Regions from separate parts of the Homo sapiens genome. Here all the other regions are linked to region 3. A link is a contact called in ENCODE Hi-C or POLR2A ChIA-PET data. All regions are on one chromosome and are shown on one strand. The core of a region is the stretch at or near the end of the contact, and the rest is flanking DNA. Distances in the headings are between cores, read along the strand shown. Region 1 holds the start of MBP-AS1 (MBP antisense RNA 1). Region 2 has its middle 27 kb from the start of GALR1. Region 3 overlaps MBP (myelin basic protein).

The links. A loop is a pair of places that touch in the nucleus more often than their neighbours do. ChIA-PET counts read pairs that join two places held with the same protein, here RNA polymerase II (POLR2A). Pooled maps may share reads with other maps.
Region 1: a loop to region 3 is called in a pooled map, with 4 times the contacts of the local background. The contact joins the promoter of MBP-AS1 here to the enhancer-like site in region 3. A Hi-C loop is called at or near these places in 2 of 37 single-sample maps with no recorded cell type and 4 of 50 pooled maps. POLR2A ChIA-PET finds 5 or more read pairs at or near these places in 6 of 52 experiments (CD8-positive, alpha-beta memory T cell, GM12878, activated B cell and 3 more).
Region 2: a pooled map shows a loop between it and region 3 (8-fold over the local background). The contact joins two enhancer-like sites. A Hi-C loop is called at or near these places in 2 of 168 maps with a recorded cell type or tissue (IMR-90 and Panc1) and 9 of 50 pooled maps. POLR2A ChIA-PET finds 5 or more read pairs at or near these places in 9 of 52 experiments (AG04450, BJ, CD4-positive, alpha-beta T cell and 6 more).

Annotation. Positions count from the first base shown.
Region 1 is chr18:76,978,565-76,981,689 of GRCh38, forward strand. It overlaps MBP-AS1 (MBP antisense RNA 1), which reads left to right and starts at 1,865. Exons shown (of 3, transcript XR_935667.3): 1 at 1,865-3,125. It overlaps MBP (myelin basic protein), which reads right to left. Exons shown (of 9, transcript NM_001025101.2): 9 at 269-1,907. The coding sequence ends at 1,863. RefSeq lists an enhancer at 2,744-2,803.
Region 2 is chr18:77,221,877-77,224,714 of GRCh38, forward strand. No RefSeq gene overlaps it. Among named protein-coding and RNA genes, the nearest start is that of GALR1, 27 kb to the right of the region's middle. Within about 2 kb of position 1,510, at least 2 of the 41 ENCODE cell types and tissues checked have a DNase peak (open chromatin) inside an H3K27ac peak, as active enhancers do.
Region 3 is chr18:77,100,651-77,103,376 of GRCh38, forward strand. The region is part of intron 2 of MBP (myelin basic protein); the gene reads right to left. Among named protein-coding and RNA genes, the nearest start is that of MBP, 31 kb to the right of the region's middle. RefSeq lists enhancers at 891-1,020, 1,111-1,180 and a silencer at 1,471-1,590. Within about 2 kb of position 1,266, at least 38 of the 41 ENCODE cell types and tissues checked have a DNase peak (open chromatin) inside an H3K27ac peak, as active enhancers do; they include GM12878, where a contact is called at or near this core.

The sequences.
Region 1 (3,125 bases), core at 615-3,114, 120 kb before region 3:
AACACAGACAGACTTGGAAGCTTGTCTTCAGAGACACTAAATATTTTTTTCCTGGTGAGAGAATCAGTGCCCTAACAACTACCTCTGTTCCACTTTCTTCAGTAGCCATCGACCCTCTGATGAGGATGCCCCCTCCAACAGGCACCGCCAGGCAGCCCTGCCTGGAGACCCAGAGGCACCGAGTCACATTTGCTCTGCACACCTGGCTCTCGCTTGATGTGGGCCTGTGTGCTACAGCCCGGAACACAAAAGAAGACACCCATGCAAATACCATTAAAAGTTTATTGTTTTATTTCAATATTCAGGAACAGTGTACACTTTCCGTTCAGCCATCGTCACAGCACGTGCTGTGTGGGTGCGGCCACGTATGGATCGCAGAGCCGACCTCAGCTCAGCGACGCAGAGTGCTTCTGCTGAAAAATTTGGAGGTTTGTGTCTGGAGTTTTGTTCTTTGTAACTCTCTCATCATCGAGGCTATATATTAATAGACATGGTATTAAGCCCACACGAAACATTCAGAATTAGAATTGGATTAAGAAGACGCGTTTTGGCATCACGCTGACTACTCCTCATCTCCGTCCTCGGGGAGGGTGATGCCAGCGTGGGACTCTTTGGAAGGCCTATCAATCACAGGTGCGCTAAAATCAAAAGGTGGGTCAGTAGGTTAGGGAGGGAGGCGCGAAAGGAGATGCCAGCGGGTGTTAAGAAGGATATGGTCAGAAGAGCTCTTTGTCTCCATCCACGGGGCCGTCTGCTCAGCCCGTGTGTCTCGGTGAGTAATTCGGGAGCAGGTGCACGCCTGTGCCTACTCGCTACCACGCGTCTTCTGGGAGGAAGTGAATGAGCCGGTTATCTTCTCAGGGAGGGTTAGTGCTGGCCACTGTGCACTGCCGCTGCCAGCACGCCCGGTCACAGCCAGTGTCTATGGGCGACTGGCGCGGCTGCGAGGCTGTCTAGAGGACTCCTACCCTTCTGCTCTGAGTGCGCAAGTCTTCCTGGACTCTCCGGCTGTGGGCTGTGGTTTGGAAACGAGGTTGTTCATAGAGGCTGCTCTGGGGCCACCATGCAGGGCAACGGTGACGTCCAGAGGCCACCTGCTTGACATCTCCATCACCAAATCTCCAGGAAGACCCTGTTTCCTATGTGAGGCCATTGCCCAGCCCACGTTTGCCTCCTTTTCCTCCCTCTGCCACACGCGAATTCAGCTAATTGGGGTGTGTGGGCAGCCACGGCCTGGGGAGGTGGCCCCCTCTCTGTGCTGCCCCACGTTGGACTCTAACAGCTGCCCAGCCCGCATGTCACATACCAAAAGCTCCCACATGTAGTAAGCCACTCCTTGACTGTCTAATCCTGTTAGGAAAAATGAAGTCTACTTTAGGAGGTGAGAGAAGGACAGGAAAAAAAAACAAAGGAAGCTTGGATGTCAACAGTCCTCTCTGCCGCCCACGTCCTCTCTGTCTCTGCAGCTGTGTGCCTCCATGGCAGTGACCAGCAAAAGCGCAAGGGTGCCGCAGCCACGGCGAAAAGAAAGTCCAAGGGTGGAGGGGTGAACGTGGAGGGACGTCTGTGCACCTGGCCCCCTGAAGACCCACGTGCGTCTGGGGGCACATTGCGGGGGAAGGAACGTGATCTTCACACAGAAAGGGACAGTTTTAACCGTTTTCTGTTTTCATGTTCTCATTTAACTGTTGGCCGGAAATTGCCGGTAGGCTGCCGTGGCCTGACCCTACTACGTGCACAACTCCGCAGGCATTAGGGGAGGGGTCATCTGCTCTAATTAGGTAACAGGGGCAAGTGGGATTAAAGTTTTAAGGCAGTTATATTAAGAAGCTGAGGACAGGATTCCGGAACCAGGTGGGTTTTCAGCGTCTAGCCATGGGTGATCCAGAGCGACTATCTCTTCCTCCCTGAAAAGGAAGAGAGAGGAGTTAGGACGAGAGTGCCGCAGGGTCCTCCCACACCAGCATCCCCTCTTCTGTGGTCCCGGGTGGATGCTGAGCCATTGGGTGTCTCTCTCATCTGCTAATAGAAATGGCACCCCGGAGAGCTGGTCTTTTCATTCCATTTCTCCCGACCTCCCTCAGCAAATGCTAATTGAATTTCCAGTTCTGTGAGAGAGAACTGGAATCGGATTCCCAGGCCCCAGGGAGTGGTGCCTGGCATAACCACTGCTCTGCAAAACAACGCTGCACTTCTGTGGGTGAAAGTGCAGCCGCTCCATTGCTTTGCTTTGAATGAGCACTTTTTCTCGTCAGCTAGAGGTGCCAGGGCAGCCGAGGGGAACTGCCAGCGACAACAGGAGCAACTTCTTTTTCGGCGGGACCCTAGCACACCCCTTGCTACACGCGCCAGCAAAGAGCAAAGCCACGTGTCCATCCCTGGGGACGTCCCTCCTATGTGCCATCTCATCTGCCACACCAGACAAATCAAATGCACAGAGAGCTTTGTCTGCAAACTTTGACTTGAAGGGGTCTTAAAACCATGCATTTACACGTTTGGGGGACAAATAATTTCGATGTTTAAAAGAGAGTTGGCAGCTAATTGAGATGGTGCACAGGTGTGCTGTGGCCCACGGTGTGGAGGTAGCCAGGCGTGGCCATCCCTCTAGAAAGAGGAATGCGTTGGTCACTCAGAATGTCACTTAGATCGACGAAGCAGAACTGCACTTTTTTTGCATTCAAATTTTTATTCAAAGTTTAGTCTCTCTCCTTGGGTTTCCCCTCTTTTATGAAATGATCAATTTTGGCGAAGAGCCCCCAGAAAGCAAGATAGAAAAGAAATATGCTCTTTACCGTGGCCGATCAGCAACGAACCAACACTGTCCTCATCTAATTCTACGTCTTCCACACTGCCCAGTAACACAAATAACCAGAGCGCAGACGCCAAGAATCCTTCCAAGTAACGCAGCTAACAGACCAAGGTGACAGTTCTGACTTCTTGGGGGGTTTTCCAAGTACATACGTAGCATTATAAACAAGCCTCTATGTTGTGCTTACACAACTCACTCAAGGGATTTTTGTTTTCACAAGTGAAAACGTTTATGAAATGCTAGCCTGCGAAGCCGCTTCAGGAACCATCTAGTGAGATTTCCCTCCCAAGACAGGCAGCTTTCTCACATACCGTGG
Region 2 (2,838 bases), core at 260-2,759, 120 kb after region 3:
CAAGATTTGAAGGATCACTGGAAATGAGTAAGGCAAGGACACAGTCTATGCAAAATCTGGAAGGTTAAAAAGTGTATGATAAGTTGGAAAAACAGAAAGAAAAATATGGCACATCAGCGCTGTTTGTGTGGGGTATGTCTGGGGGTTAAGGTTGATGGAGGCAAGCTGAAAGTTGAGGCCTGGGGACTAAGATGAACTTCATCTTGAGGACAAGAAGGCTTAATGCAAGAGAATGTTCTATGTTTTTAGGAAAATCACTCTTACCTTGGGGGAGGAATTGAATTAGAAAGGGGATAAAACTGGAAACGAGAAAATAAATTTAGAGCCATATTTGAAAGTAATGAAACAGAGTTTCTTTGAAAATGGTTTGCACATCATTTTTAAAAACCAATTCAAAGTGTATTAATCAATTATGTATATTTACCATGGACAATCTATAATAAAATATTAGGTCTGTAACAAAATCTTCAGTCTCTGTAACGTTGGAGTTGGCTTTTAGTGTCCCTGAGATAGCATTACTTACAGCTACTTCTGGGCAGGCATTACTTTGCAAGGATTTGTAGATAAGTCCAGTGCCACAGTTTATTAGGGTTAGACCATGGTGAAAGGCTGAAGAAACAAATCTTAATTTATCAGAGGTAGAAATATCTTCAGATTATTTATATGCTCACCTTAGAAGGGGACAAATTGAATATTCCCCTTTAGTGGTAGTACTTCTCAAAGCTATTGCAGAAGCGTTAGTTGCTTTGGTTAGAAGGCGTGTTGCCAGCACAGCAGATGGGTGGCAGTGTCTGGATTTAGCTTTCCTCCCCTTACCTAGCATGAGCAAACAGCACTGTGACGTCAAAGGAATCAGAGTATTGTTAGAGAGTCAGATATGTTTAATATTGCAAATGTCATTTAGAAGGTATGTAATGAAATTTAATTTTAATTGTATTATACACTTTGACCTATCCCAGTTATAACAATTACAATTTTATCTTAAAAACATTACACTTGGGATAATTGTGGAGTCATATAGTCATACTTAGAATATGTTAGAACATATTAGATATTGGCTAATATCCTAGATATTAAATAACATTAAAATAACTTCATAATTACTAGGTCATTGTTTCTTCTTAAGAATTTCTTTGTGGTAGTTAGATTTAACAAACCGATTCAATTGTGTAAGCTGTGGTCAGATGGAATAAAATGGAAAGGGATATTCAAGAAATTAACTCTCTTAAAAAAGGAATGAGGTAAAATAGCTCCTTTGATCATTGGCTCTACAAGTTTGGTCCCTGGACCAGCAGCGTCACAATCCCCCAGAAACACACTAGAAATGCCCATTGCGAATCTGCTGAAGTGCTCCCCCACCCCGACAACCCCAACCTGCTGAATCAGAGCCTCTGGGGGTGGCCCAGCAATCTACATGTTAGCAGGCCTTCCAGGAAGTCCTTAGAGACTCAGTGCCTAGGTTTTTACCTGGGCTGATCATGGGGGCAGCCTCTGCCTGGCATGGACTGAAATTCCAGACTCAAAAGCAGGTGTTTAGCATACATCATGTTGTTTGCAGAAGCAGTTTAGGTACAGTGAACACCACCTTCGTCCGTTAATAGCGGTGGGGACCCTCCCCAAACCCAAGTTCCCAGATGCCAGACAAGAACCAACCCAGTAAGCGGGTCTTTCCAACCACAGCAGTCAGGCCTGAAATGTTAACTCTTTTCCACACAGTCATACAGGTGTCATAAAATGAGCTGGCAGGATTTCTTCCTTTTCTATTTTGGAAATAATTTGTGAAGAATTGTTATTATTTCTTTTCATATTTTGGGAGAATTCAAAAATTCAGGACTGGGATTTTCTTTGTGGGTAGTTTTAATTATTAAATGTAATTACTAATAAACTTAATTACTCTCTCTTTGTTATAGGTCTAATCAGATTTTCTGTTTCTCCCTGAGTCAGATTTGGTGGTTTTTGCCTTTGTAGGAATTTCTTCATTTCATATGAGTCATCTAATTTCTTGTCACACAGTTGTTTATAGCATTCTCTTAGATCCACCCCCCCCTCCCCCCGCCTTTTTTTTTTTTTTTGCAATGTTGTCTTCCAGAAGAAGTTTGGAGCTGTAATTGCAACAAAATTTGATTGGATCTGTGTTGAGGTTATAGATTAAATTTGGGATAATTACTACAGCGTATTTACAACTTTGGTCTTCATTGCTGCCTATTGTCTGTTTACACAACCTGTCTATATACTTTGTATAAACAGGAAGCATCTACTTAATCTTTGATTAACTCATAGGAAAGTTATTTATTTTTTATGTTAACCTTATGCTGAACTAACATTATGAAGTCTTTAATTTTTATAAATATTTAGTGTTTTCCTCTAAAACTTTAGACAATAACTCCATATACATAAAAATGACAGTTTTCTTCTCCTTTCCAGTGTATTGTAGCTTTTCTCTTAACTTCTTGCTATATTCTACTAATGGCAATGAGAGTGTTTCATTAATTGTCTTCTTTTTTTGTCCAGAGGTCATTTTTGCCTTCCTTTATCTGGTAGAAGTATTTCAGGAAGTTTTGTATTTCTCTTTGCTCCAAAAGAGTTTAAATTATAAAAGAAAAAAAAAATGGTGAGTTCCCTGTGAGCATGATACCTTGTCTGATGTTTTAGCGTCATGCAGAGTGTGCACAGAGCATTTCATTTTCTCCTTGTTGTGATGTGCTTGCTCATATGTTCCCTCTCTTTCCAAGTAAAGAAAGGCTGGAAAACTGCATTTTCCTATTACCTCTATTTTTTCAGCATGATAGGTATAAAGTTGTAAATTCTGCCTTAGAATTCCCATACCACCTTAAAATT
Region 3 (2,726 bases), core at 16-2,515:
AGGTGATCTTTCCACCTCAGCTTTCCGAGTAGCTGGGACTGTAGGTGCACAGCACCATGCCCAGCTAATTTTTTGATTTTTTTGTAGAGATAAGGTCTCACTTTGTTGTCCAGGCTGGTCTCGAACTCCTAGGCTCAAGCAATCTGCCTGCTTCAGCCTCCCGCAGTGCTGGGATTCCAGGTGTGGGCCACCGCACCTGGCCTCGTTTGGTGTTTTGAACATGTAGTGAATCATCCCCAGGAGGCTTAGCTATCACCAGAAAACCCCAAAGAGTAAGCCCACAGCTCAGCAGATCCACAGCATTCAGAGAAAGCTGAGGGACAAAAGCCACAAGCAGCCTGGCACATGGGCACGTTCTGAGCGCTTGCTGACCCTCCCAAAGGTAACTGCCCAGCCCCTTTGATTCACACTGCCAAAAAGGAATGAATTCCTCCAGTAGCCAGTGAAGCCAAGTGTCTTACGTCCTAAGGACCAAGGACTGCCAGGCAGGCAAAGACTGCCTAAGACAGGGCATCCCTCTGTGGGTGGGTCTTGCCCCCTGCCCCTCTCCTGGCATTGAGGCACGTCCCTGGGTTCTCCAGGGCAGCTGGCACCCTTTCCTTCTTGGGTTCTGCCAAGTTCTGTAGTAAGATGGAGAACCAAATACAAAATGGGCAGAGTGATAGAAAGCTGGTAAATTAGTGAGGCAGGACCATTTGGAAACCAAATTTCCCTGCAACTTAAAAAACACAGGGAGTCAAAGGCAGAACAGGAGTTTCTTCGTTTCTGAGAAGGAGCGCTGTGCCCTGAACCTGCGCCTGCCTGGAGGAAGTTACACTCCATCCGCATGAGTGAATCATGAGTCAGGAGGGCAGGCTGCCCACTCCTCTGATGGGCGGAGTGCTTCTGCCTGAATCTGATGTCTCCTGTTCTGACCCTCAACTGGCCCAGGAAGGTGGCTCAACCACTTGTTACCAGGGACCTGCACCCCATATGAGTGGACTAACACTGCAACTCCAGAAAAGTGTCTTTTTTTCACCAATCAGAGACATTCCACAGTTAACCCTTTAGTTAGTTTCTCTTCCTCTTACATCCTGCCGTGGCTTATTCGGGATGAGAGAGAAGCAAATTTCAAAGCCCTGAGTCACTGAGGGCAAAACTTGCAAAGGAGACTGGAAGCTCCTGCAGGCAACAGACGAGGCCTCCCCACCACCTCCCCAGCAGCCAACGGCACCTAAAGCCTGCTCAGGAAACTGAGCTTTTATGTGAAAAAGAAGTTAGGAAATAGGTATGATTCATTTACTCTTTCGAACATCTGTAAGCCAGTTATGTGCTGGGGATGCTCCAGGCTTAGAGACGGAGGCATCAGAGAGAGGAAAGTTCCCTCCTTGATATAGGAGGGGAAGAAGTCGGATGATAAACAAATCACCAGGATCTGTATCAGAGCACTCAGCCGCAGGCTCTATGACAGCAGAGGAAAGAATCATCTAGTGTGGGTGGGGAGAGGTGGAGAAGGTGGCAGCAGGGTGGGAAGGAGGGGGCCCTCAGCAGCCTGGGCCGGGCAGTGGGGCAGAGGCAGTGTGTGGGGTAGACCGGGCAGCCCCCACCGCAGCTGCCCTCCCTGCTGACAGATCAGTAACCAGCACCTGAAACTGACAGAAACTTTCCTTGACTCTCTCATAAGGGGGAAAAATGCCTCCCAGAATCACACACAGAAATGTGCAGAGTGGTAGGTGACACGGCTGGAGCTCATGTCACGTTTTCTTTTGTGATTCAAGTTTAATGCTCTACTAAGCTATGCAGCATCACAGAACATGTACATGTACTTGGAAGGGCACAAAATATTTCCCATCAAGTTTAAAGGAAAGAAAAAAAAGCTCTTACTTCTTAAAACTACCTACAGGAACCATAGTTTTAACATTTCCAAGTTTTGAGGTTTTTAAATGATCAGAACTTTAAACATGAGATTTCAGAAAACAAAAGCCTCAGCATGGGCTTTGCTATGGCTCAAAATCTTACTCTGATAGCATTAAACAAATTAAAAACATATGTGGGTGTTTTACAGCGTCAAACAACAGGAAAGAAACTGTACACCACAGAGAGGTTTCTTGAAACTGGAGTTGCAAATCAGTCATTCTAAGACTTAAAATACCAACAGTGTTAACAGCCTAGAGGCCTCTGAGCAGAGCTGTTTTTTCCACTTTCACTTTAGGTGAAACTTAATCCTCCTGGTGCAGATACTGTATCCAAGCCATGTTCTTAATAAATTAGTAACTTAATACATTTATGGTTGTTATTGCTAATTATAATGCTGACATTATCAGTAATACAGTTTAAGTATGGGCTGAACAAAATAATGAGTCACCCTCCCATTCAACATTGACTAGAACCATTTACATATTTATAAAATTAGTCTTTCTAAATCCTTAGGTAAGAAACTAAATACTGTTTATCACTTTAATCAAGATAAAATATACACAGGAACAGTATATAGTCACCTACTCGCCTTCCATGGATGATTTGAAAGCAAATCATGGAAAATTACTCATGTGGCTGACATAGAAATTAAGTACAAATCAGAGAAGGCCCCATTTCTTCCAAGTTTATTATTACTATTAAATAAAAACGCACTACAGACCTCAGCGAAGAGGTCTGGAGACTGAAATTCAATTCCGTTCAATTCCGCGGACATTTCTAAAGCATCTGGGTGTAAGTCGGGGGTTCCCCTGACCCTCACCCCGGCCCAT